Regions from separate parts of the Homo sapiens genome. Here region 1 is linked to region 2. The links are chromatin loops, found by intact Hi-C in ENCODE. Cell type or tissue: K562. All regions are shown on one strand. Each heading gives the region's core, and the rest is flanking DNA. Links, peaks and the distances in the headings are about the cores only.

Region 1 (13,234 bases), core at 5,235-13,234, 380 kb after region 2:
ATAATCAACGGATATTATCACAAAGGGTGGATACATCCTAAAATGAAAGCACCATATGCCTAATTATTGAGCTAAATTTACACATGTAGTTATCTCTGAATGAAACATTTTCAGCTTTTCAGCTCACAAAAATTATTTCTTTCTATGCCCTGAAGGTATTTCTCCAGATTTCTTTATCCCTGGCTTTCTTTCCTCCCCACATATCTGAGTGTTGTGTGACAGCAGGCCCAGAAGTCAGAAGTAACTGGACACTGATGAATGAATGAGGAACCACTCCATTCAACACCCTCTCTATGGTTTTCCTGAGGATGAGCATCCCTTCTGTGTAATAACAATTCTAACAAGGCAAAATAATGCTTACTTTCCTGCCATAGGAAGTGAGAAATTTGGCAACAACAACTAAAAGGGGAGGCAACAATAGAAAATAGAAGCTATTGGTCAATACAGCAATACTGCAGCCAAAACATACTTTTCTTTCCTGGAAATGACTTTCTGAATCCAATTTACCTACCAACCCCTTTCCTTATCACTCCTACCAATTCCTAGCTGCTAGTAAGTACATACTATGTATTGAATAATGAATGATACATGCCAGGCATTGCGCTGAGAGATTCACATACATTTTCTATTTTAATTCTTACAACAACTCTGAAAAAGAGGAATTATTAACTCCATTTCAAAGGCGTGGAAAGGGAGGACAGAAGTGTTTCTACTCTGCCATACTGCCTCACATTTATAAAACATTTTGTTGATATACTTAATCTGGGTTACATTTAGGATGAATTGCCTTTTATTGTCAAATTCTGGGCCACGGACCTATGAGATAAAAAAGGTGTCCCCACTTCTAGGGTGTCTGAAATCTACTTGAAAGATAACATATATGCACACAAAATCAGTGACACACAGGCCAAAGATAGAAATAATCAATAACATGGGAATTTGGAGAAGGGAGAAATCAGTGAAGGTTGAGAGTGTAGAGAGGGCTTCATGAGGACATGGATTTTGAGCAAGTGAGAAGACTCTCCTTTTGAGAACCATAAAGTAAACAAGGTGAAATCCTAAACGACATGTGTTCTGGAGATAGTAACTATGTAAGTTTTGTGGAAGCACAGTCCTTCCTGGGAAGTAACAGAGATACAACTCAACAAATAAACTGATGCAGATTTACAGAAGACTACGGATGCCAAGCTAAACATTTGTGACTTCACTGTGACTTCATTCTAGAGCAAAATGTTTTTCTAGCTGAAGTCACTGGACCAGAAGCATCAGTATCACCTAGCAACATGCTAAAAATGCAAATTCTGGGGCCCACCCAGGCCTACTGAATCAGAAACTCCAGGCTTTCAAAATTTTTTTATTATTATTTTTTTTGAGACAGAGTCTCACTCTGTCACCCAGGCTGGAGTGCAGTGGCACAATCTCGGTTCACTGCAACCTCCGCCTCCTGGGTTCAAGTGATTCTTCTGCCTCAGCCTCCCGAGTAGCTGGGACTACAGGCTCACGCCACCACACCTGGCTAGTTTTTGTATTTTTCGTAGAGACAGGGTTTTACCACGTTGGCCAGGCTGGTCTTGAATTCCTGGCCTCAAGTGATCCTCCCTTCGGCCTCCCAAAGTGCTGGGATTACAGGTGTGAGCCACTGCGCCCGGCACCAGCAATCTGTTTTAACATGCCCTCCAGGTGATTCTGATGCATGTTGAAGTCTGAATCATTACTTTATAGGAAATGGAGGACCATTAAAACCTGAGTTGGGCAATACGAGAGAAGTGATGTTTTAGGAATATTAATAGTCATCTGTAGAATAAACTGCAAAAGGGACCACTGACAAATGCATAAAATTCATTGAGCCTCTACCATGCAATTATTTATATGACACAGCACTTTTCAGGAGAAACAATATGAAATTGGGAAATAGAAAACCAAGCTTCTTTCTCTTTCTCAAAATATCACACCTTCTTAGGGAGGAACATGTTTATGTAATTCTGATTTCTCTAGTGGAAAATAATAGCTAACCTATGACTTTTCATTTTAGTGTGGTACTGTAAGCATTACTCATTAAGACACCTTTATCTCTCAAAAAATTTTGCCAAAATGGAAACAAAACAAAACCAACTCTAGGTATATCCTGTATAAAATTGAAATACAAGAAAAATGGCAACCCTTATTAAATACTGTCCAGTATTCTAGGTAATAAAGAAAATAAATGAAGACTCTACCTACTTTAAAAATAACATATCTAAAAAAAAAATACTGGCTGTAGATATAAACACTTTTCAATAAAATAACAGAATCTTTATATTCGAGTGTTGACCTTTAAAGGAATCTCACAATCATCTACATTTATTTCAGCAGTGTTGTATTTGGTCAAAAGACTTTTTTTTGTTTTTGGCACCACTTTCACCAGTTTACAGTCATATAAGAAAATGAATGCAGTTTTCATTTTATAAATCATTCTGGAAAACAACTTGAAAACTGGAAAAGGCATTTCCTATATTCATTAGTCTCTTTATTCACTAGGTCTGATTCTAAATGACTTCTGACTGTTGTAAAAAAAAAAAATCAAAAAGACAAAGACTTGTAGCCCATGAGTATATACATTAGAAAGGACTTCAAAGATGAGCGGACACCACTTCTGGAATACCAGATTACTTAGCGCGAAATCACACTTAACCTGAGTAACTCCTGTAGGCATGTTTATTTCAAAGAGCATATTCATTCAACAAATACATACTGGGCCCTATTATGGGCAGGGCCCAGAGCTAACTGATCTGTTGGACACATGGATGAATAGGGGAAGCTCTTTCTCCTGCCCTCAATATGATAGTTCTGGAAGGGACGGACGACTGCAAAGAGCCAATGTCATAGAAATTCTGTATTCTTGGGAGTTAGGGAAAACAGAAGTACTTCCAACCCTACACTGTGGCTTTATCTTATTACTGATGGAATACTTAATAAATCATCATTTTTATTCACCCTAACTGCTAAAGCAGCTTTCAACAGTAGTTAATAAATCACCTTCATTTTCTATTCTCCTCAACCACCCCACCTTTAAAGCTACTGAGTTCTTCATTACACATTCTATGTTAAGTAACCACAGGAGGATTAAATAATGAAGACTAACCAAAATGCTTAATATGAGTGAATGTATACAATGCATTAGATATATGCCAATTATAAAATACGTTTTTTACTACATAAAGTTCATTTTATACTTCCTAATAAGAATGCCTTATAAAATTGCTGACTTGGGCTAATAACTCCTTAAATCACAATATGGACTTCTCAGGCATTTCTAATTATGAGCTGAAAACCTGTAGTTGGCTAGATAAAACATTCAACACTGCTAGTTGACTAAAAAAAAAAAAAAAGTCTCCAAAAATAGCACTGTAAATATTCTAAAATTACTATCATGTCTAACCACAATTTATAAAAATAATATAGTACATTTATGTCAATCGTTATTCATCACGTTAACACAGTGTTATAGCCAAATTTAAATAGTTCTGGCGCTTGGCAGACTTTTATGAACCAAGGTCAGAATATAAATACATTTTGAAATATGCAGCTCTTCACTATCTTAAAAAACATGACTAAAAACATTTGAAGGATTTAGGGTGGAAAAAAAAAAGCCCAAACTTCACACACAAAATATCATGCTTTTCTTTAAAAATAAAATATCTTTGACAAAATGCATATTTATCCTATTTACAACACTGAAGGCCTCTCACATACAAAAGATTAGCCTGCCTCTTCACACATAAGAACAAATATTTCTAGGAAATCTCATGATTTCCTTTTGGTTAATTTTTCTTCTTTAAGAATTCAGCTGTGTAAGACTTGCCATTTTCTGGCATCATTAAAATCACTTCTGAAATTCTATTTGGACTACTTTTGATCTTCAACTATTAGAAAAGCATCCTGATTCATTCCAAAAGGAGAAAGATCCTTCCGCAGATCTCCAGAGAGGTCAATACCTTCCTCAAGTATCTGAGGCAAAATCCCAACTGTCACTTAAAAATGAAGATGCGCTGGTAAAGCTGGCTAGGTCTCAGCTGAAGGATGTGGGCTGTCCCAAGTGCCTGGTAAGAGCTCCTATCAATAAAGGATATTTTATTCTAAGTGTGCAATCTAGGGGAAAAATTTTTTTTCTTGCAACTTTGCTTTATAAAATCCTAACTCTCGCCTTCAGGACTTTGCCTCCCACAGGAGTCCACGTTCATTGAGCCGGCTTGCCAGATCCATCTCCCCTGGTGGATTTCACTCCTTAGGCCTCCAAGCTCTGCCATCTTCTCTATCTTCCTCCTTTCAAAATTTCCTTGTTCTATCTATACAACTCACAAGGAAGAAATGCAAATGATCAACACAGGAGAAAGTGTTGATCAAAGAAAAGCAAACTGAAAATGCCATATACTGCTTCATCACTTATGAAATTCACAAAGAATCAACAGACTCCATTCATTATATGACACATGGGAGTATAAATGGTTTCTGGAAAGTTATCCCTCAAAATGTACTATCTGTTGGCCAATTTATTTCCCCTCTTAAGAATTTAAGAGAAAATCCCACTTACCAGGGTGTGTGCAATAAAAAGTGAGACACAAATTTACTGGACAAAGCTGTCTGTCTCAGCATTTTTAATAAAAACAAAAAAGTGGAAATAATCTAAATGTTCAGGTCCAAGGGACTGGTTAAATAAAGTATCATGTTTTGACATGGATATACTGTGCCAACATAAAATGACACTTGCAAAGAAAATGAAAAACAAAAAGTATATATAGTGTGGTTATAACCCGGCGTCGGGGGGTGGGAACGAACTTACATATTGGGGTTAGGGAGGAGCATCATTGACACTACTTAGTGACTGATAAAACTATGAAGGATTTGTTTTTTTTTTTCTACTCTAGTGTGCTTTCAAATTTTTCTTTCCCAAGCAGACATGAGTTTATAAAGCGAAATAAGACAATGGAAGATACTTGCTTCAACAAACCTATTCTATCCTTTGATAAGACAAATCTCAAAGTATAATATTAATAATTCTGCTGAGCAACTTTATCCATCTATTTCTAAAGCAAGCCTTTAAGAATCAATAAATGGACACGCATGGTGGCTCATGCCTATAATCCCAGCACTTTGGGAGGCCAAGGTGGGTGGATCACTTGAGATCAGGAATTTGAGACTAGCCTGGCCAATGTGGGGAAACCTTGCCTCTACCAAAAATACAAAAATTAGCCAAGCATGGTGGCAGGTGTCTGTAATCCCAGCTACTCAGGAGGCTGAGGCAGGAGAATCGCCTGAACCTAGGAGGCGGAGGTTGCAGCAAGACAAGATTGCACCACTGCACTCCAGCCTTGGCAACAGAGCAAGACTCCATCTCAAAAACAAAAACAAAACAAAAACAGTAAAAAGGAAACACTGGTGGTGAATTTCTGGCAGCTGGGAATGAGATTTTGAGACTGGGTAGATACCCCTGAGCTTCCCTAATCATTCCACAGGTCTGTTCTCTTGTCTTATGCCCCGACAGAGAGAGATACAGTGAGGAAACACACTCCCCTTTTAGTACATAGCTCCAGCATGTATTCCCGTGAAAGAGGAACTAGGGACAGACAATCATGACCTAAACATCAGCTCAGGAAGCTGGACATGCCACCCCCAGTGTAGGCTAGGATCCCTGGCCTCCTGTCCTATTTCTGAGATCATCCTGTCACTTAGAAGAATTGAGTGTTCTGAAGGGACCTTGAGAAGACCATTTAATGAGGAAGGATTTGGCAGAAATGGAGACACTAGCAATAGCTTGTAGTCTATGGATGGCTTGAGTTCACGTCTTGGCCATAGTCATTCACAGGCCTTCGGACACCAATTACTGCCACCCCCTTTCTCATAAACTCCTAGCACAGACAAACAGGCACCAGCAACAAAGGTTGTTTCAGAGGGTAGCAATGCTGTGTTATTAAACCACCCTTTCAGAACTTGGTGTCCTTCATCAGGTTTTTATCCCCTCATCTCCATGCCCTCTCTCATACTAAGTTGCTAATACTAAACACTCCCACACAAGACAGGACGATCTAATTAGTGACCCACATAAAAACATGAACAATGCAAATGAAAAGTTAATATAATATGTTCTGAGTGTCACTTGAATGAACGATGTAGAGCAAGAGTGATGAGAAAGCAGCAGAGCAAATCAGGAACTGGGCTTTTGATAAACTTAAGAGCCAGGGAGATGAGCAGACTGAGAAACACGAGCGAGAAGGAGTCATTCTAGTCACAAAAGTCAAGTAAACAGGAAGGATACGTGTACTTTTCAATTTTATTATCTCTGTTCTGGATTATCTGCAGGACTGCTCAGCTCTAAAGTACCTAAAGCAACTACCAGAGTATTCATGACAGAAATGAGGGCTGTGACTTTTAAATGCTCTTAAGCCTTAATCTCATTTGGTTTTTTTTCAAGTACCTAATGATCACAGAAGTCTTTATCAAAACTCAGTGGGGGCGGGGCACTGCTGCCACATTCTCCGGAGCAAAGGAATTAGCCAGTATTGCTTTCTTAGGCAATCCCCTACCCAGCAAAGACGTCCCACCTCCCTCTAGGATGGTCTCAGTGGGGCTTCTGGCAGTTGGCCTGCCATTTAGGGCTGAGGAGGAGGGAGGGCCTGGTCAGCCAGTCACCAAAGCACACGTTCTCATTAGAGTCAAGATTATCCCAGGTGGAGTGGGGCCTGGTTCTCAGTACTTCTCAACACCTAAGAAGCAATTCTCAGCTATTGTTTGTACACTGGGGGAATCTCAGGAAGTCACAGCTCACAGGCCTTATTTCTCATGTGTAAAATGAGTAGTGGGTCTGGAATCCTAATAAATCTAAATTCAATGTGAAGGTCTCAAAAAGACCAAACTCTCTGAGCTACAAAATAAAACTGATTTATGCTAACTTTGACTACTAAGTGATGGACTGAGCTCTGATTATAGAATTTATCATAATTATATAATTTTTGCCAAGCCTAAAATAATAATTCTCACTTCTTAAAAACATTCCTCCAAGATGAAACAGATTGAAATTCACTTTACTCGATCTCTCTCTCTATTTAGAAGAATAACTTCAATACTTAAGATAGATAACTCAGCCAAGGCATGGTGGCTCACACCTGTAATCCCAACACTTTGGGGTGCCGAGGTGGGAGGACTGCTTCAGCTCAGGACTTTGAAACCAGCCCGGGAAATATAGTGAGACCCGATCTGCATTGTGTAAATAAAAAAATTATTTATTAGAAAAAAGAGAAATTAAGATAACTCGACTGTGACTACTCTGAAAGATGGTATCTGCGGGAATAGGCATATTTGACTATGAGAAAGAGACAAATTAATTCTTTAACATATATTCTGAAGAAGCTGAAGATGTATATGCAGTAAGTATATCATTCTAAAGATACTTAAGTTTTTTTGGAATTTGGTAAAAATCAAAGAAAATCAGAGTTGACCGTAGCAAAATAAAATTATAGGTATGGAAGATCTTTTTGATGAACTGGAAATGTATCCCTTTAAGCACTAAAACTCAATTTTAACTATTTTTGATACCCTTTTGAAACTTCATTATCCACTTTCCTGAGTTATTAAACAGCATATGGATCAATGCAATCTTGGCTTGATGGCTTTAGGTGGTGACCAGTAACAGCAATAATCACAAGCAGCATTTGTTGTGTGCCCACTTCATGTCTGATACCATTCTAAGTGCTTTACTATCACATTTAAGCCTCAGGATCCAACAAAGTGGGTACTATTAACCTCATTTTACAAATGAGGAAACTAAAGTTCTGAGAGATTAAGTAATTTGCAGACGGTCACAAAGCAAGAGAATGGTAGAGGCCAGATTCAGACCCACGTTATCTGAGTCCAGATCCACCCTTCTAACCACTACATTGCTTCAAATGGATGGATCAGAGACAGGTAAGTGCATCCCAAAAGAGAATCGCCAGAACCTACTTGGGTGGAGAGAATTGCCCATAGATTGGTGTGATTTTTACATGTCTACTTTTAAAACAATCATCCTTTAGGTTAGCTGTCATTCTTCTATTATCCATGGTGCAATATCAGAAGAGCACACACATTTATAATTTTAAAGCAGCCCTTCTAGTCATCACATGTCCCTTCTCTGGGTGATCCCCTTTCACCCTTTGTATATACAGTAACTCACTCTCTTCTTCTCTCCCTTCCTTCTTCTTCCCCACTTTTCCTCATAAAGAATGTTTAACTGAATGATTACAAATGCCTGTGCTTCTTGGAGAGATCTTTATAAAGAAAACAAGATGTCCTATCAAGCTTTCCCCGGGTGTCTTTACAAAGAAGAAGATTTCTAAACCATGCCACTGGTAAGATTTTTAAAAATTACTATAATTGACTTAAAAACTACTTTGATCCATCGTTGGCTGAAAAAAAAAAAAAGAAAAACCACCAACTTAGTATAAGGTCAAATTTATAATAATGCAGAATTGTATGTTTTCTGTACTCTCTATTAGGGTCTGCAAATAGTAAGCACGGATAATTTATACAATTCTTTGGGGTTTTATTTAGGAGACAAACCATGTGGGAGACAATGCGCAACACTCACAGAAGACTGGGGCTTCCCTCTGCAACTCAACTCTGCCACTAGCTGGTGATGTGATTTCCAGAATGATCTTTGTGTCTTGGTTGCCTCTACTGTAAAATGAATGAGCTACCTCTCAGATCTCATTCAGATGCAATACCTTACGACTCGGAGCATACACTTAGTTTTAAAATCTGAGATTTAAAGTTATCATGGCATAATTTGCAGAGTTTGTGTAAAGGGCCTTTTAACAGATTGAGAGGTTGGGGGTGGGGATAAGATATAGTTCAATCACTGAACACCAAGCAAGGAACTAGGCTAAGAATACTGAGGGAAAAGTCAAGACTTATTTCCTCAAAGAGGGAATCTCTTCCCTAAACTACCAAACAGGTATCTTGTTTATTATTTTCGTCTACTTGGCGGGGAGGTTGTTTTGCCACTCGTTTCACAGTATCTCTGGAGCCCACAGTGGCTGTTCCTATTTTGACTAATCAAACCCTTCTTTGACCAACATACACAAGATTATAAAGAAAGAAATTTAAAAGACCACAGGTGCTTGACTGGGTTAGGAGGTATAACCAGGTTCCAGTGCAATTCTGATCTACCCTGTGTATTCAGCCCTCATCCCTCACACGGATCTGCAGGCATTCCTCCCCTCTGACCTTCGGACACATGCTTAAAATTCTCTTCAATGAAAAATTTGTACCACCACAGCTTATGAAATAATCTGATTCAAATATGTAAGTTCTTCAATGAATTCCAACCAATTCAGATCTCATACAAATGCATTTTGTGTAATACTAAGATAAATTTTTCAAGATGGTTTAGTTCATTAGCTCACCTAAGAAGTACAGATAGATGCATTTGTTTGAAAATATTTTTTAAAACCTCTTTTCACACTTTTAACTAGTTTCTAAGTCCCATATACATAAGAAGCTCCTTTATATGAATCCCAGTTGCCTTGATAAGAGGAAGACAGAATATTCTAGGAGAAACTATCAACAGCTTACAGAAAATGAAGCTGAACATAATTAACTACCCATTACTGTATATATGTATTTTTTTGCTTTTGTATATTAACAGTCAGCACCTACTCCAGTACTTAAACTGTTGAAAACTAACCTACTTGTTAAGGAGAGAAAAACCTTCACAAACACTCCATGTCCTCCCTGCTCTGGGGAAGGGCCTCTGGGTGGAGCAATCCCACACTAGCCTATGTTCAGTAGGGAATGTGTCACGGCACAGTGGCACAGGCAAGCAACCTAAGGATGTTGAAGCTTCTTGGGTCAGGTCTCCAAATCATGGCTTTTATTATTTTGTAAATATTATTTTCCACCCCAGAACTACCCATAAAAATAAACTGGAAAGTTAAGTGTCAAAATAAAAGTGTTTTGTTTTAACCTGCCAAGGCAGATTATTCTCACATCTGATCTTTACCAAAAGGGTATAAACTGTCAATAGTTAATATAAATTATAGGCTATATGCCTAAGGCTAGCATAAAGTATAATAAATGTGAATTTTAACTACTAGCCATCAATATGAAAATGTTCTTTAAATTCATGATTACACAAATAGGTCTGGAATAAAATACTAAAGTCTTGTTTTAGAACTGAGAGAAGAAAACTGTGACCCCACAGGTGCAGGGTCCTAAAGCCTTACATGACAAATCTAAGGCTGCCAGTCTGCACATACCCCTAACCCCCACTTAGGTTGGTGAGGATTCCAGCCTGAGAAGAAAGGAGTCCCCTCTGACAACCTGACTGTCTTTAGCCCCAGCCCCTATTACTCAGGTCTCCCCTTAATTTCAGAAAAACGAAAAAAAAAGTCATCCTCCAAATTGGATTAAGGTTCTAATCCTAAAGGACAGCACAGGCTAATTGAGAAAATGGGAGAGGTTGAGGGGGGGGCGGAGCGGGGGAGAAGGGAAGCTAAAAATGATTTCTGATTAAAAAAAAAAGTAAATGGACTATTTTTCTAAAACTTCCATGCTGCTATTTTAACTTTTGTGCTTCATTATTCTAACACTGCTTTTTAAAGCTAAGGACAACCTGAGTACAATTTTAAGATCAAACTCATGAAAATAAATATACACTATGTATGTATCATAAATCTCAGAGAAATCCCAGGGTTAATTTACAAAATTTTAACAGAGGTGAAGGGAGGAAGATCTTAATTCTATTTTGAAGTTTTACATCAAAGATTCATCATCCATCAAATCAGTAGTGGAAAGCATTTAACATTTTTTGTGAAGCATTCTGTACAATGACCTATTTGAAATTAACAGAGTATCTCCCCTAAGACACGAAGTTGTTAAAAATCTACTGCAGTACTAGTAACATAAATGTGCCATAGATATAAAAAATAGTATTGACTGACTTTGAACCAAGTACAAAATAACAGGTTGACTCAAATTACAATCCAGTCTTCCAACATGTTAGACTTGAGTGCACTTTCTAAATTTTAACTATAAGTGTTGGTGCATTCAGGTGTGATAGAGAACCTAAGTATAAAGAGAATTAGAAAATACAGGAACAGGTCAGGCATGGTGGCTCATACCTGTAATCCCAGCACTTTGAGAGGCCAGGCAGGTCGATCACTTGAGGTCAAGTTCGTGACCAGCCTGGCCAACATGGTGAAACCCCGTCTCTACTAAAAATACAAAAATTAGCTGGGTGTGGTGGCACGTGCCTGTAATCCCAGCTACTTGGGAGGCTGAGGCAGGAGAATTGCTTGAACCCAGGAGGCAGAGGTTGGAGTGAGCTGAGATCACCCCACTGCACTCCAGCCTGGGCAACAGAGCCAGACTCTGTCTCCAAAAAGAAAGAAAAGAAAACACAATGGTAAAGAAAAAAACTAAGGCAAAGATCTACTGGTTGATAACAAAATGTCCACAGTGGTGCCTGAAACTGAATCCAAATACGTAAAGTTAAAGTCCAGTGCCCTATTTACAATGGGCAACCACTCTTGCCTCTCTAAAGCCAAATATTTACAGCACAGTTTTTAGAACAGCATCATAATTTCTTTTTTTTTTCTTTTGGTTTACAAAGGAATATATCTGCCTGAACTAATCTGATGGAAAATCATAATCCATTTCTTCCCATTAGCCTTTGACTAAACACTAAAGCTAATTATGCTGGCTCTTTTGGGTTCTCACAGCAACAAGGAATTTTAAAGAACACATTTAGTTCCACTGCTTTATGCAAGACTGAGCGGTTTCAAAACATCTAGGTGCTAAGATGTTAGACAGAGACTACGTAAATCTCGTTTACACGGTTAATTAAGACCTTGTGATTTAGGCATACAGACAACATGGATCTACTGGATGGATATGCACACTGTTAATATGTTGTCCTGAGTCTGAGACTGCTACTGCCCCACTGGTTCTGCTCTGAATGCACTTGTAATCACTCTTGGTCAGTACCAACAGCTTAACATCTATGTATCTTTCGTATTAAAATCTTTTCCTCGGACAACTGTGATTTTTGTACTAGCTAACTGGCAGCTCGTATGACTTTGGAGGCATGAAATGTATGAATTACACCGTTCAAATTTAACAGAAACACAGGCAGATACAGATCATTTGGGTTAATTTCCTATGGTTTTGGTTGGATATTATTAAGGAGTCTGGGAGGATTTGGTAAGAGGTAGAGCTTTGTTCCACCTTCCTGATTTGGTAGCACAGGCAGGATTTCATGGAGAAAGGAAACTGCTAGACAGTTGTTCTGGAAAGTAGAATCCATTCCCCCAAGTATGGGAGGGTTCTGTCCCTGAGGAGGGGTCTCAGAAAAGCAGATATGCTGATGGACTGTGGAAGGAAGCTATCTGCATAGGAAGGATGAAGACATTCTTCCTAAACCGAAAGGGATCCAAGTCCACTTTAACTTGCTCAATTACAGCTTAACCAAATTCAGCTGATCTTATAATACAAAGTCACAAATCCCATGACAATCCTGCTGCCTTCATTCTGCAGCCACTTAAGCTAAACACCTCTCAACCACCTCAAAAATCTGTTTACTCTCTGAAAATGGGATCAGGGACTTCCTCTCCTGATTACCTACCCAATATGAAAATACAATATTTATTTTCACAGATCGTATTATTTTTTAAATGGCAAAAATATTACTTCCATTCATATTTTAGAAAATTGAACCAAGATTTGGAATGACATGCTTTTAATGTGGTTCCTACAGCTTTTCTATGTAAAACGCAGGCTGGCACCGTTTCACACAGGGAAGTAGCTCAGAGAGGAGGCATGTCCACAGACCGCGTGGTGACAGGTGACTGGGGGAAGTTCGGACCTCGGGCTTCAAGTCCTGACTCATCACTAACGGGTTCTAGAGCTCTGGGCCCTTCGATCTTCATCTTGAAAATGACAGCCTGAAAGGACTTTTTACGGCCCCCTTCAGCTTTAAGCTGGTCCTGACCTAATCACATGTTTCAAGTTCTAACTGAAAATTACGAGAAGGAAATTAGGAAAGATGTATCAAAGTCCATGTTTATCCTGGATTAACTTTGTCACCATTGTGCTGCTGTGGAGGCAAACCTGTTGCATCACATGGAATACCCTATTTCTGGCTGTGCATTAGAAATACAAGAGGCAGCCGACTGGCTTTTTATATTTTCATTTTTTAAAAAAGTAAACAATAGTATCCCTCGAT
Region 2 (16,491 bases), core at 5,216-13,215:
GCTTTTGTTGCCACTGTTACCCTGAATCTGCTTTTGCTAAGACCATCTTGTAGTTGTCAAAGCCAATGGACACTTTTCATTTTTTCCCTTTTCTGACACCCATAGCATTTAACATTGTTGGCTGGCTGCTGGGTCTCTCTGAAACTTTCTTCTTCCAGGACACTATGCTTTTTTGGATCTGTAACTCTACTTCTCATTCTCATTCAAGCCCTGTCTGTTTCTGACATGTTGGTTTCTCCCAAAGTTCTATCCTCAACCCCCTTCCTTGTTGTTCTCATCCACACTTGTGGATTTCTCTATCTCATACATGCCATGTTCCAAAACATCTGTAGCCCAGTCTTTCTTTTCCTGAGCTCCAAACCCCTATGTCTCACTCCCTATTAATTACACCAATTTAGAAAACTATCAAACTGGCCTTTAAGACAAATTAAAATCAAATTGACTATTTATTCTTTACCCAGTGACTTTTGGCCATAAAACATAGTATTAATTATAGATACTAACTGTACTAAAGTTCTAGATCTCAACTATCAAAACTGAAAAAAAAAAAACCACCTAAAAGTCAACAGTATTTTATACACTTGAAAGTCCACAATTTACACAAGCACTTTCATTCTAGCTTTGTAAATTTAGAGAACAATTTAGTTAAAATTACACATTGTACTGGAACAAGAGTTTCTATTTCCCTATCCTGATTCTATTATGATTACTGAAGTCAAATAATTTGATATGACATGATTATAATGCAGTAAAACTTGTTGACAAGTCTTACCTGGAATTAAAAAATATTTAAAAATTAAAGCAAACGTAGAAAAAAATAAAAAGCATTGTTTGATTCTAACAAAATTTATTATGCAGTAATTACAAAGGTTAAAGACTCTTCCATCTCAAATAAAAATAACAGTTATAATTACACACATAATATAGTACCTTATAGAATGATTCCAATAAATATCACAGGAAATACAGTGCATTTTCAAGTTGGAGAGACAAATACTTTCTCATTCACAGTGTTTGACATAGGAAAGCCTATTTACATAACAATCTGTATAAAGTCATGCTCTTAGTAACAGTCTATACAGAGCTGTGCCAACACAATTCTTTCAGAATGTGAAGTACCGGGCAAACCACTCCTGGCGCTGGGGATCTGGAGAAGCCACTGGAGAAGCTTCACTCTGAGCAGGACTGAATTCATAAAAAGAGAGACATGTAACCCAGCATTAAGTCATTTTGCAAAATGAAGGCAAAAGCACATAAAACATCAGCATAGATTACCACAACGGGTTCCCCATGTTGTAAGTCGTGTTTTAAAGATTTGCTACCCCCTCTATACTAGAATCGGTTCTCCACTCCATGAGAGCATAAGAGTGCATCAGCAGCTCAAATGAAGTCAGTTAAGGAGGAGCCACATCACAACAATCACAAAGAACAAAAAACAACTGCAAAAATGTCACCTTCTTTGAATAAAAAATTCAGTAAGAATTGTGGGAAACGAGAGAATAAAATAATGGTCCTCTCTTTCAGCACCTTTTCTCTTTTAGCTGATCGTACAGATGTGTCCTTAAATATAACTAAAGTAACTACTAGTATTTTTTACTATATGCATTTTACATTAAATTTTCATTTCATAATTCCCTATGCAAATACTCCAGGAAAGGGAGAACACTAAAAATATAATTTCCCCCGTTATTGATGTTATATAGTTTATACTTTTCTTAATTCTAACTAAAGATTCTTTGGGCTACTTAAGAAAACAAAAGAATCCCTACCGTCTTTGGGGAAAATTACAAGGCACGCAACAATGTGTAATGGAAACTCCAGTAGTCATGTTCCTTGAGCTCATGCACATGCATCTTACTGATACCTGAACATACCCATGCACAAGGGAAAATAAGCAACACAAAATATTTAGCAGGAGACAAATTCAGAGGTGTATCTGACTAATTTTCATTCTTGCTATTTTTTTTGTTAATCATTAACTATGTCACTAATCACTTAGCCTAAAAAAACCTGCCTACTTTGTAAGACTATTACTAGTGACACTGCTAAGATTTAGTAAGAATAAGAAAAAAAACATAAAGCAGCAAAAAATCAGTAATAGTAAGATGAGCATAAAACAACAGTACTTTCTGACTTTATCTAATGGCTAAATTTCTAATGAAATTTGCATTTCATTCAAAATTTGCTAATACATTTAATCAACAACTGCAAGGTAAAAAATTGGAATGGAAATTTTTAAAATTATTTATTTTTTCTAAATTTAGTTTTTGCATAAGTATATTTAAGTTCCCAGAGTTTACGTATGTTTCTATTTTGACAATAAGCATATATATATATATATTTATAAATAATCTTGGTAAACAAGAAAGGGAAAAAAATAAACATATATAAAAAACAAAAACCACTTAGTAAACAAAAAATTATTTTAAAGTTCTACAATAAGGATGGATTGTTAATTTAAAAATTGGTGACAATACTAAAAATAAAGTAATTGTGCATAATATTAAAATTCTAATGATATAAATTACATTAACACCTCTTCAAGTACTTAGAAAATTGACTGATGACCACAAATTAGAAAAAATCTTTTTAACACAGTCAAAAGGAAGTTCTCTAGAGAGGGGATAAATATACTTTGAAGAAAATATTTCATAGTAATTTTTCTTAGGTTGTTCTTAAAGTAGTGATTTCTGCAATGTAAGAAGGTAAATTTCTCAAGTTAAAAAAGAAAAGAAAAAAACATTGGTGAGACGGGTCTCACCTCAAAAATGTCTTGGGCCCTTTAGGTGGCACTGGCTGTGGAAGTGGTTTGCTGCTGTTGAACTCAATATCGTGGACTGGAGAATTAGGAATGGGATCCAGGCGGTTAGGATGTCCATTGCCCACTCCACCAGATTCCAGAGCACTTAGATTGGGAACACTCACAAACCTGTTTGTTGGTGATTTATCATTCTTCTTCTTTTGCTGCATTAAAAATAATACATGTGAGGATAGTCCCTGCATGAGGACAAATGAGAAAATAGGAATGGTAGAAGATAGAAATTTGGCATGGGAAAATTTTGGAAGCTTTATGTTAAATTAAAATGTTAATTAACCAGTGTTACCCAAACTGTGGTCTGGGAATCCTTGGAGGTATTTTTTATCTACATGGAATCCTCAAAGACAGACATGCTACCAGGGCAGAAAGAATGAGGAAGAAACATTTAGGAGTCATTCACGAGGAATGAGAGAGAAGGTAAAAAGAGTGCCAAGGGGTAAAGAATACCCTTTTGGGAAGAAAAGGGAAAAAGGATTAGGGGAGAGAGCAAGTCTTGCAGATAGAAGGTTAAATGGATTTAGGCTAAAATTAGGAGAAGGGGTAAAGTTAAACATAATTTTAAAAGAGAGTCCATGAAATTTAGCCATCTGTCAAAGGGAGGCAGTTCTTGCCTGGAAAAAAAAAAAGGAATGAGAAAATGCTTGGCAATGTAGTTTGAAACAAATTGCACATTTCTACTAAAGACCTAAAGCTGACTTAAGAGAAATAATCTGGTTTTAAATTCACTGTGACATCTATCTTTCTGAAGAGAGAAAGTTATATCTGCATAATTAAGTCTAATTTCCATATTACTTGGCAGTATCATTAATTGGCTCATATTTTTTAAACTTTAAAGGTTACAAAACAATAGTAATCAGCTGATTTTTTAATGTGTCTTTAAAATTAAGAGATAAAAAGACAAATTCCACTGCAGATTATCAAAATCTATCAGCTTGCAATTCACTAACTTTAGTCTCAAAGTATTTTATTCACATCTCTAGAATCAATGATCATCATCTTGCTATGAGAAATAAAAATTAACATGTTACTAGATATTTAGAATATTCTCATATTTTACTAATTAGATGTATACCAATTAAATTTGTAAGCTTTTTAGGGAAATAACTCGAGTTTGGGAAAAAATGCAATTAATATACAAGATGGAACTTTTATTTTTATTTATCTCATTGTCTAAACATTTTCCTCTGTCATATTCTGTGACTTGTAGAGTCTCTGATGAAAATCCTATTTTAGCATAACCAGAAAAAGAAAATAATAATAATACCTTCCTCAGAACTATTTGTGAAAACTAAAGTCACTATTAGGAGTCAAAAGTAGTTTGAAAGTTCTTACAAAGATGTATCTTTTGCATTTTCTTATTCTAGTCACCAGAGGGCATAATTAAACCTACTTAAGGTTTCTATTTTAAGAAATCAAAAGAATACTGGTAAAGTTCTACAGTAATCATTTTGCAGCTAAAAAATTTAATTCCAATAAAATAAATAAATGAAAAGGAGTATTTTTAGTATATCTTTTTTTCCACAAACCTCATAATCTTGCTTTATAATTAAAATCTTATTTCACCCTAAATTATGAATTAAAAAACTAAAACTAATTATAATTATTCATTCACCAATTATTTACTCAGAGCTTTCTATCTGCCAGGCAGTATTTTAGACTCTGAGATACAGCTACATGCCACTACAGTCATTCTATTTTAGAAAACATTCAAGTTTAAAGTTTGGAACACTTTAACTTGTAAAGGAAGGATAGATTCAGTGTTCTTAATAGAGAAGTTTTACGAGCTGTGAAAGGAAAGGAAAATTTCTGGGTAAAGTCCTAATAAAAATTAGGCATGACGTGAAACTTAATAAAATCTGAATTTGAAAAACAGCTTTGGAACTATCACTTTTATTTATTCTACTACTGATTTCTGCCATAAGATTCATAATTCCTATGAAGCCAATATATATATATATGTATATATATAATCATTTATTCTTTATGACTTCCTTTATTCACAGAATAATTTGTGGTGGCTTATAGGGAATGTGATGAAATTTTGCAACTGAACAAATATTTACTGAATACCTACTATACCCAAAACATGATTGGAGCCATGGGAAGCTAGGGTACAAAGATTTATAAGACTTGGCCATGTCTATTTCAAGGCTCTTCTTTTTGTCCCAAGAGAGTAACAAATATCAAAATAAGTCATACTCAATTTTAATTAAGAACGGTCATAAAGCTGGGCAAAGTGGCATACACCTGCAATCCCATCCACTCGGGAGCTGGAAGCAGGAGGATCGCTTGAGCCCAAGAGTTTGAGACCAGCCTGAGCAACGCAGTGAGACCCCATCTCCAAAACAAAAACAAAAAACCAAACCAAACCAAAAAGAACGGTCAGAAGGCTGAGAGAAGTAAAGCCCTTCTCTGACGATTGGTAGGCAACAAAATACATGTCCAACCCAAGGTCCATTAAGATGTTAGGCCTTAAACCAGGAACAGCTGTTGGGTATCCAGGGCTGGAGTCTCTTTCTGGACCATAAGCAGAAGATTGTGAACAATAAGAAAACAACAAGAAATAGTCTTAAGCAGAGTCAGAAGGTTAGTTTTCTTCAGAAATATGAAAAAAAGGTAGAATCAAGTTTTATAATATTGGTAAAATATATTTAAAGGAATATGAGTAGTATTCAGTTTCATTCTTAAAATGAACATATAAATAATTCATAAGTTTTAGTGCTAGATTATTAAATAGAAGAAAACATTTTTTGGGAGCTTTATCTAACTATGCTGCTCCAAATATTTTCACCAAATTTTTAACCAACTTTTAAACCACATTCCTATTCTACAGTGTTTACGGCACATACCTTAGCCAATGGATTAATAACACCAACAGTAGGACTTGAGTTAAACACTTTGTTGAAGTTAGTTTCTCGATTGACTAATTCCAGCTGATAAAACTTATTATCCTCCTATGCAAAAGAATTATAAACATCTTTTAAATATTTTCTATGGAATATTTTAAAAACATAAATGTATAAACGCCATTTCATTTAAAATTTACTATAAAACCTGAATGAAGATTTAGATACTTTGTTTAAAGATTTCTTGACATGATTGCTGCTGTCTTAAGGAATGTTGGGGGATAAGTTTTCAACACCTTTTAAACCCCATACCCGAGCACTTGACCCTTTTCCTTCAAAAGTGGACCTAAATGTTTTATTTGGTCCTAGCTGTTTCACAGGGCTGACTATGCAGTTTGGGCAGGTTTACAACTTACATTCATGGGGCTCTGGGCATGACTGAATTGTTTCCACAGATAAGGATGAAACTATATCATTAATCTTTATTTCCATTTCTTTTTATAGGCATGTGCCACCATACCCAGCTAAGTTTTTTTTGTTTGTTTTTTTTTTTTTTTTGGTGTGTGTAGAGGTAGGGTCTCACTACATCATCCAGGTTGGACTCAAACTCCTAGCCTCAAGCAATCCTCTGGCTTCGGCCTCCCAAAGTGCTGGGATTATAAGCATGAGCCATCATATCCGGCCTCATTATTCTTCAGTACTGTAAATAGATTCGATTGCATCTAATATGAGATATTAATCTATGATAGCAATGGTAATCAAAGAACAGGGAAAAAGTGATTGCCCACATAGAGATAAAACCTTTACCTTTGGCTTCACCAACAAGATGTTCTAATTGAGTAAGCAGAATGTGGGAAGGCCATAAGTAAATACAACAGTGTGTGGGAGAATGCAGGGCTGTGCTCTAGCAGAACTACATTCTAGTGAAATCTAGTAGAATTCTTTATGCCTCTCTTAGTCACCACTGTCATTCAAATCACTAATCTTGACCTATGTGCCTCACAGTCCACGGAATCAGGCTGTTGTGGAAGGAGTATGGAACAACCCTTGCCTACAATCCTGGCTCTTCCCTGGTGAGCTGTGCTGCTTTCGAAAGTTGCTTTACTGTATTTGCTGTGAGGACAAAATACAATTATAACACCTCCTCAGTAAGAACTGGGAATTAATAGCTATTTATATGGAACAGAGTTTCAATACATTTACTATGCTTGCTGATTTCATGTGTGAAATATAATTTTCCATGAGTCTGCTGCTACCAGATGCAGCAATCTATAAGGCCTGTGCTCATGTTCACAATATGTAGAAAATTGGGTGGCTGGTGGATTGAAGCAGCACACACTCATCTCTCCAAAGCCTGCTCCTGGATTCTACCTGTGATCCCCAATCTGCTACCTGTTGCTTTCAGCAGGAACTTCTAGTCTCAGACAACAGGCTGCCTCTCCTAAATGCAAACAGAGATGCATTAAGGAAAAAGGACTTCAGAAATACATGTTGCTCTTATGCTCTTTTTGCATGCTAAAGTCCAAAGTCTTCAGCTGAAGATATGAATGGTTAAAGAGTATATTCATTGTTAAATCCGTATTTTCTTAGCTGATAAACTTCAGAGCCATTAAGAACCCAGTGTTACTGACTTTCCAAGAGAGAACCTCAGTGTTACTGACCGTCCAAGAGAAAGCATGCAACTTTTCTGTGGCTAGATTATGGAACATTTTTTTTCTATAGAGTAAAAATTTTGGATTAGTGTTTGCTAGGACACATTTTAGGAAATCAATATGCTCAACCTGTTAGTGTACAATACAGGCTAATGCATGAATGTGCTGGCTTTTCTTTGCTAGCCAATCCTAATACTACATGTGCAACACACATACATACACACACTTCAATGGTATATTAATTGTATACTGGCAGTGACATATTATTAAACATTCAATATGTATCAAAAAGACTTTCTTTTAAAAAAAATGAAAGACGTACAATTCCCTTACCCTAATGCCAAATTTAAATTTTAAAAATTACTTTATTCATAAACATTTCAATGAACTTTCAATCACAATGCACATGTTCTGTGTTTTCTATTTTCACTTAGCATTACTTAAAAAGATTGTCCCATATTTTCCCAATCAATATCTATTGATTACTAACATGGTTAGACTAAAACCAAAATATCTTACAATTAGTTTCTTTATGATCTGGTCTCTTTCTGTAAGCATGGCTTTTAATTCTGTAATCATCTGTATATCTTCTGGTTTTGATTCTCTCATTAGATATTTTTCTTCCATTTCTTCTAATCTGAAAACAAGAAAGACTTTAGCTCATTGATATCACTCAGATACATTCTTCTGTAATACCTACATTAAAAAAATTAGTCTAGTTGAACACACACAAAAATCTGAAACAAAACTTCTTTTTTCCTTAAAACTTTTAAGCATAATGACATGACTGCTTCAAGAGCAGTAGTTGCATTAAAGGAGTTAAAGGGGTAGATGGTACTATGAAAGGCTTTGCAGGTTACTTCTGAAGAAGTCACTCATTTTAAGTCATTCCAGAGTATTTGGAGAAAAGGTGAGCAGTATCTGGAGATAAGCTCTGCAGAAGAAATTATATGTTGAATGATACTAACCTGACAAATAACAGGTTTGATACTAGAAAGGCAGGCTCACTATTACAAGTGCTTATCACAATACAATACTGTGTGATAACACAAGGCTTGGTAACATATAAAAAGGACAAGAAACAAATACAGATGAAAGCAAAACAAAGGACACACATGTATGACGTCATTTTTTCCTGGTTTATAGAAAAGAAAGTTTAAAAATTCTATATTATCAGCCAATACATACAAACTGAAAAAAAGTTTCATCAGGTAAGAGAAGAATTATGTTCCCTTCTAAGCCTATTCTGTCCTGAATGATATGAGGTGGTAATAGGCCTGAATGCCTTGAACGTTAAAATATAGGCCACTTTTTATAAGCAGGTGACACATCCTGCTGAGTCTAAGAATATAGGATGGGGCAGACTGAAGAGAATACAAATGGAAACTGCTGGCTTAGTTTCAGAAAAAGCACTTTCAATTTTAGAAAATGCAAATACTTAGAACAATTTTAAAAATCTTGTTTTCAGGATATAAAGGATAGAACTTAAAATTTCAATAACATTATTCAATAAAATTATGGTTAATAAAGATTCTTAGAAAAAATTATTCACTCATGAATACTGAGTAACTTGTAGATGATCTATCTTCCAGAAATCAGTTATACATTCCTATTCCCACCCAAAACCCTAGAGAGGTACCTGAATCTCAGTGTATTTGAGTACCATAAAATCCCTCCAAAAACTCAGCCTAAGCTAAAGATTTGGAGATAACATATTAGGCCCTCTATCCAGTCCCCTGGCTAAAGTTCTCAATTAGAGTGTTGGGAGGTATGAAGGTGATGAGGAAGTGAGGAAGTGATTGTCTCAGGATCAGCTAGGACTTCATCAGATCAGTGCGAGGTAAGTTGTACAACAGGGGTGTCCAATCTTTTGGTTTCCCTGGGCCACATTTAAAGAATTGTCTTCGGGCACACAAAATACACTAACACTAATGATAGCTGATGAGCTTAAAAAAAAAACTCAATAAAAAAATCTTATCATGCTTTAAGAAAGTTTACGAATTTGTGTTGGGCCACATTCAAAGCTGTCCTGGGCTGCATATGGCCTGCAGGCCGTGGGTTGAACAACCTTGCTGTACAATGTGTTAAGTTCCACTATCTTTAACTTTTGTTCTTTTGTGACAATAGAGACCAAGTGAAAAATAATGTGATTTGTTAACTCAAATAAAGTGACCTTGCATTTTATCCCAATATGGCAGAGTTAACTCTTAAAGTATTTTATGGGCAAACATTAAGAGTCGAGAAATACTAAACTAGTAAAAGAAATGGCAATTTGGGTTTTATGTTGGAGAAACCACAAGAGGTCACTGGAGCACTTTCTTTTATCATTAAAAGCAAAGTACAAGATTTATGAACTGCTTCCCGCAGCTGAGCAAGAATACTTGGTATAAATGGTAGCTAAACAACTAAATTTAAAGCCTTATTTAAAACTATTATTTCTATTTTTTTGTTAATTGAGAAGTTAAGGTAAAGTGAATCTAAAGCAATCAGTTACAATCTCTGAACCACTTTTTTTTGCATAATAAAGGTCTATCCCTGAATCCAAATTGCAGTGTTTTTATTTAGCTTAAACATCCTTTGCCTACAGAATTATTATCAGTTAATCTTCTCTATAAAATATCTGATATAGTTTGGCTGTGTCTCACCCAAATCTCATCTTGAATTGTAGTCCCCACAATCCCCATGTGTCATGGGAGAAACCTGGTGGGAAGTAATTGAATCATGGGGGCAGTTATCCCCATGCTATTCTCATGACAGTAACTTCTCAAAAGATCTGATGGTTTTATAAGGGAAAATCATTTCCCCCCTTGCTTGGCCCTTCTTCTTCCTGTCACCATGTGAATAAGGATGTGTTTACTTCCCCTTCCGCCATGATTGTAAGTTTCCTGAGGCCTCTCCAGCCATGCTGAACTGTGAGTCAATTAAACCTCTTTCCTTTATAAATTACCCAGTCTCGGGCATGACTTTATTAGCAGCGTGAGAACGGACTAATACAATATTTTTACATCATCAAAAATGTTTAATAAGAAAAACACCTGGATATTAAATAGGAAAATATAATTGATTAAATAGAAAAAACATAATCCATATAAACACAAACAGGAAAGCATTAAAGGAGAGAACAAGTAAGTAATATGATATAGATTTAACTTGCAAATATATTTCATTAATTACTAGTCTTTCAAAATTTTTACAGAAAGAAAACTTGATACTATTCCGATATCCATTTCAAGCCAAGACTAGTCAATATTTTTCTTTTCTTCAGTTGCCGCAGGCAGCTCTCATAACCAGCACTGCTTCTAAAATTTAGTCCAGGTGTGAACAACTGGTGATACAGTTTTGTTTTGTTTTTTAATTATACTTTAAGCTCTGGGATACATGTGCAGAACATGCAGGTTTGTTACACAGGTATACATGGGTTTGCTGCACCCATCAACCCATCATCTACATTAGGTATTTCTCCTCATGCTATCCCTCCCCCTGCCCCCCACCCCGTGACAGGCCCTGGTGTGTGATGTTCCCCTCCCTGGGCCCACATGTTCTCCTTGTTCAACTCCCACTTATGAGTGAGAACATGTGGAGTTTGGTTTTGTTCCTGCATACACAGCTGTTTTTAAGTTGGTTCTTTAATCTTTCTAATCACAAGAAAAAAAAATTGTTTGGGTGTATATATATATAATATATATATATATATTTTTTTTTTTTTGAGATGGAGTTTTGTTCTGTCACCCAGGCTGGAGTGCAATGGCACAATCTCAGTTACCTGCAACCTCCACCTCCCGGGTCCAGGCGATTCTCCTGCCTCAGTCTCCCAAGTAGCTGGGATTACAAGTGTCTGCCACCACACTCGGCTAATTTTTGTATTTTTAGTAGAGACGGGGTTTTACCATGTTGGTCAGGCTGGTCTCAAACTCCTGACCTCAGGTGATCCGCCTGCCTCGGCCTCCCAGAAGTGCTGGGATTACAGGCATGAGCCACTGTGCCCAGCCGGGTCTGTATATCTTAAATTGCCTTCATAACTTATGTTCATTACTCTATTTCACAACACTCAGGCAGGACTTCAGCATAAATGCTAGCTAGAATCTAATAACATTGTTTTATTTTCACAAAATTTACATTCATATAATTATAGCTTAGCTTTTATTTAGAATAAAGGATAAAATTTTTCAGTAGTGATAAATGTTCTACTGTAGTGATATCAAGTTTTCCTATTAAATATTTAAGTTAAAATAAGTCAATTAAAAATATTAAGAAAATAATATACGTAGCCAGAAATGACCCAATTCCCAAGGATGTATATGATCATCCCAAGGATGATTAAAGCCTGGGAAATGCCGCCTTGAGAATACCACACAAGTGTAGCCTTTTACTCAAATTTTACAGATTTCCATTAAAAGTAATAGAAGAGAGAAGAGAAAGGGGGAAAAAAGGAGAAAGGAGAAGTAGAACATATAAAATTACTAATTAGGGCCACTGATGGATTCTCACCAGGCATGCATGCCCTGCTTTCTTTGGCTCTGACAATATACAGGTCAATGTCTGTGATTCATGGACAACAGGCCTAAATTACAAATGCCTAAAAAGCTGTATACAAAGTTTCCAAGTTATAGTCTTGTTAAGAAAAAGAAAAGGATAAAAAAATAAAATCAGTGAATTTTAGAACCAAAAATGGTATACTATTGTTTCATAACCAAACAATAGTATATTATGCACACATATATCCTATAACTTTGATTTTATAAAGATGAAAAAACTCCTATATCATCATTTTCTAAACTCTTAAATAAAGGAAATATAGCAATTGAAGCACTTTAACGCTGAACCTTTCTTTTCCCATAAATTACGCACAGACTCTGATTTGTGACAAGACTACTTCCGTACCTCACAAAGCTTACAACCATACCTGAATGGTAAATTAAAAATCAAATGACAACAAAAACAAAAGTTATTTGGGTATTATAGATGAAAGGACTCAAAACTTAAACAAAAAATTAGTAATTCAGGTGTGGCGGAGTGCTTCTTTTCAATTGGGGATTACTGATCTATTTAAAATCTAAGTATAGAAACTCAACATTTCTCTCAAGAAGAAATCATCTTTTGTGAAATAAACCTAAACAATCAGTAATCTCAGAACCATCTTTTTGCATATTAAAAATCGGCCATGACCTCAAGTTGTAGAGAATGTTTTCATTTAGCTTGAACTTTCTTTACTTACAGAGTAAATCATTCAGATAAAAAAAAATCAAACAGCCCATTTTCTCATTTGTTTCTAAAAGAAACCAGAATCAGGACATTTTTATTAGATATAAAGTTTTTACTACTATATCACTGAAAAATAAAATTTCTATAGAACTCTCTGAAAAATCTAAAACTTTAACTTCCAGCACCAAAGCGGATTTGTAATAATCATCATCCATAAGCAATATAGAACTCATCACCACTTCTACAATACTTACAGACTTAGAGGGTATTTCCCATCCTTTACATGTGTTGCCCCACCCTTCTCTCTCCAGGAAGGGAGTTCAACAGGATTTGGGGCAGGAGCAGAAGCAAGAAGCTGCCTCTGCCCCCAAGCTTCCTCAGTGGCAGGCTGTGGCCTGTCAGGCTGCACCATGTCCCTTCAGCCCCCAGCACCACTGCCTTCCAGGAATCCACAGGACTCTTCTGATTTCAAAGTTTTAAAGCCAGGGTGCAGCTGATTAGGAACTTCAATAGAATCCCCTAGTCCTTGGGAACAGTACAGATACTGTTTCCCACAGCTCCATAAGTTGGAACCAACTCTCCCTGCTCACTACCTGTCTAAATCCAAACCATTCAGCAGATCCAAGCAGGCTGCATTTAAGGATATGAAACAGAAACAACCAATTGTCTAAAACTATGTTTTCCAACATTGTAGCCATTAGTCTGCATATGGCTATTTACATTTAAATTAATTAAAATTAAATGAAATTTATAAATTCAGCTCCTCAGTTATGCTAATCACCGTTCAAGCATTCAAGAGCCATTTTTAGCTAGAAGCTACTAACCTGGACAAAGCAGATACAAAACATTTTCATTATCACAATCTATTGGACAGTGTTGGTCAAATATAAATTTGGTGTGTGTTTGTTTTTAACTAAAGGAGTAAACACCTAAAGCTAGGGGGTAATTACCTGGTGGCAGTAAGTTTCTGGTGAAAAAAGAAACATAATTGGTTAGCATGGACCCAAGTGGAAGCATTAAAATGAAAGGAGAGTCTAGAAAAGCAGGTAGTTTACTTAAAAGCAAATACTAATTCTTTGATTATTAAAAATGATCATAAAATCAAAAACTAAGTTATTTGCTACCTACTGAAGATTCATAATGTGCAAAACCATATGCAACAGAATAAAGGAAAAACAAGGACACAACCTTTACTCTTTGTAAATTAACATTCCTAAGGAGACAGGACACACAGACAGACTGACGTTATTCTTTCTGTGACTATGTTTTTTCGGAGCATGAAGTGGGGGATGCCAAGATTTCAGTCTCTGTCTGAGGAGTACCACTGAGGCCAGGAAAAAGGACAGCCAAGGAATTGAGGTCTATTGTAAATCATTTCTGCAAAAGTATGGGGTTATGAGCTGTTATACAAGGCAGATACCTGAGCTCATACTTGGCCCAAAAGGATTTAAAAATCACCTCTAATAACAGCAAACACCAAACTCAGAGTGACCAGGGAAGTAACACAAGTTTCCTCACCATTTCAAAGGCAACTTCAAAAAGTGGTAAATATGATGGAGAAAGAATCATAAAATTCATTCATGAAACATTCACTGAGTGCTTAACTAATGTAACGATTCTGAATATGCCCATCAGAAAGAGCACCTCATCTCACAGCATACTCAAGTAAATAACAACTGGGGACCTGTTTTCTGCTGTGGCTTAAGTGAATACATGTGTGTGCATGTGTGCGTCTGTATGTGTGTGTTGTGGTGTTGCCTATGTATGTAACAATCTTTACCGAAAGATTGAATTGGTCACATAAATCAAATAAAAGAAGATAATTTTTAGATTTGAGGACAATACTTAAAACGGCAACAACACAGGAGGTTATTCTAGACTGTAGAGGACAACACAGGAAACCAAGAAGGTCCACTAGGCTGATAAAAAGACAGAATAAGAAATAAGGGTTGCTGTTGGATGATGTAGAATAAGGCACATTGGAGCTGTTAAGTTTACATTTGACTTTGACATGAAGGATAATGGGATTAGTCACTAATTGTGACTTTACTGAAGTATGTGGATATATATATATTTGATTGGAAGAGGAGAGACTAAAGGTGAATAAACTACTAGCAGCAGCTTAGAGTAGATTAATTCTGAAATAACTTATGTTGGACCAGGGTTTAGGCCACAGAGATGGACTGAGTACAAACTGCATTAGCTACATCAGTTTACAAGCATCTAGGAAAGGAAGGGTTATTAAATGTTTCCAAAGAACATTAAATAAGAATTAGAAACTTTGGTTTTAACAATACTGTAGTTACTATGTATGAGCGGTAACTTTATTTGTAATGTTTTCCCCTTTATTGATTTTTAAAATCATAAGACAATTAGATGCTTCTTGTAGGAATTTAAACAATATGTAAGTGGAGTATATAAAATAAAAAGAAAGAATTGCTCTTTCTCATCTCCAGTACCTCCTAATCCATTCTCTTGAGGGAACCATTACCATTAAAATTTGGTATTTGTTAAGATATTTTGATATTTTGGTAAAATATACATTATTAGTGTGTATATAGGATCATAGTATTCCTATTGTTCACTATATATTCTTTTTACTTAACATTATATATAGCCATATTTTCAGTTTTCACCATGGCATGATAGTTCATGATCCTAAGGAACATTCTTTAGATTACTGTTCTAGCAGAACTGGTGCAGTCTTAGTTGATAAAACATCATCATTCAACTGCCTCATCCTAATTAAAGAACATATAGCACTGCAATTACCATCTGTAACACAGCACTAAAATTTTCTTTTTAAAGTATCCTTTTTATTAGAGTCAAAATAACAGCTAATCTGAGGTTAAACACAGTGCTCCTAAATTTATTATCCACATATGAATTTTCTTATATAATATGACTTACGACACTTGTAAAGCGGCATTTATTTCCTTGAGTAGCTCGTTAGTCTTATTAAAATCTGCCCGCATGATATTTTTCTCTCTGAGGTGGTCTGCTGTCATGACATCCAACTCTTTTTCAAGTCTCTTGTTTAAATCTTGTTCATGCAACCTGTTTGATTTATTTTTAGTTAAGAAAATGTTATTCTGAAGTCAAGCTTTCAAAACTTTCTATTATTCTACCAGATTTGAAATGGTTTTTGGTATAATATATAGAAAATTTATGTAAACAGCCTAAATTAAGCTACTTACTTTCTGCTATAAGCTTCTGGCTTTGTTAAAGTTGTCTCCTTTAATGCTTTTTCAAATAACATTTTAAAAAGAATTCAGTTAATTATATACAATTTCCAAAGTGAATGAATACATGTTACATCATTCAAGATATAAACATTTCATCTGTGTTCTAGATTATAACATAGTCATCAAATAAAGTAAAAAGAGGTCTTCAATATTTTACTAGAGAGCCAGTCTAGTCACAAAATTAGCATAGATTACTAAATATCAGCACAACAGTTTTTCAGATGACACTGCATATTCCTTCTGTTGTACTTAATGGCATACCTTATCTGTTGGTTAGATTCACTTCGTATTCTGAGAATTTCTTTCCCCTTAAATTCCAGTTCTTTGGTTAGGGCACTTATATTCTCATGAAGGTGCTGAACCTCCTTATCCAATTCAGAGATGTGATGCTCTCTGTGTCTTAATTCCTCTTGTAGATCTGTAATTCTACATATGTGCTCCTTACTCTGTTAAAAAAAAAAAGTCATTTTTAGAAGTTTTCTACATATTTGATTTCTGTGTTTATCTGCGGGAAAGAAAATGACACACTGGAATGTCAAATGTAATCATTCTGACATTGCTTCTTCAAAAGCAAACTGCTGAAATGAGAAAACCTCAAGGCCTGTTCTCTTTCCACACATATAGTGTGTATATGGATATAGCTTCAATAATGTCAGATTACAAAGAACCCAAAAGGTCAAAGGACATCTCTCTCATTTTACAGATGAGGAAACCAATACCCAAAGATG

Evidence for each region. Peaks named below come from ENCODE experiments on the same cell type or tissue, not always from the same donor. Only the 100,000 strongest peaks of a DNase experiment are listed, where the experiment ranks them.
Region 1: it touches region 2 in a loop (3-fold over the local background); 7 of 110 quality-filtered maps call a loop at or near these places.

Annotation. Positions count from the first base shown.
Region 1 is chr6:119,334,717-119,347,950 of GRCh38, forward strand. The region is part of intron 2 of MAN1A1 (mannosidase alpha class 1A member 1); the gene reads right to left. Among named protein-coding and RNA genes, the nearest start is that of MAN1A1, 8.4 kb to the right of the region's middle. In K562, for the core only: CTCF peaks have their summits at 8,653 and 9,756; DNase peaks (open chromatin) are centred at 5,631, 6,605, 8,655 and 12,875; H3K4me3 peaks cover 4,811 bases.
Region 2 is chr6:118,959,000-118,975,490 of GRCh38, forward strand. FAM184A (family with sequence similarity 184 member A) reads right to left here. Exons shown (of 18, transcript NM_024581.6): 13 at 16,025-16,209; 14 at 15,429-15,575; 15 at 7,836-7,953; 16 at 5,668-5,772; 17 at 2,762-2,964; 18 at 764-1,185. The coding sequence ends at 1,104. The region is part of intron 1 of LOC124901389 (a long non-coding RNA gene); the gene reads left to right. Among named protein-coding and RNA genes, the nearest start is that of MCM9, 32 kb to the left of the region's middle. In K562, for the core only: a CTCF peak has its summit at 9,623 (motif pointing right); no DNase peak of the experiment used is centred there.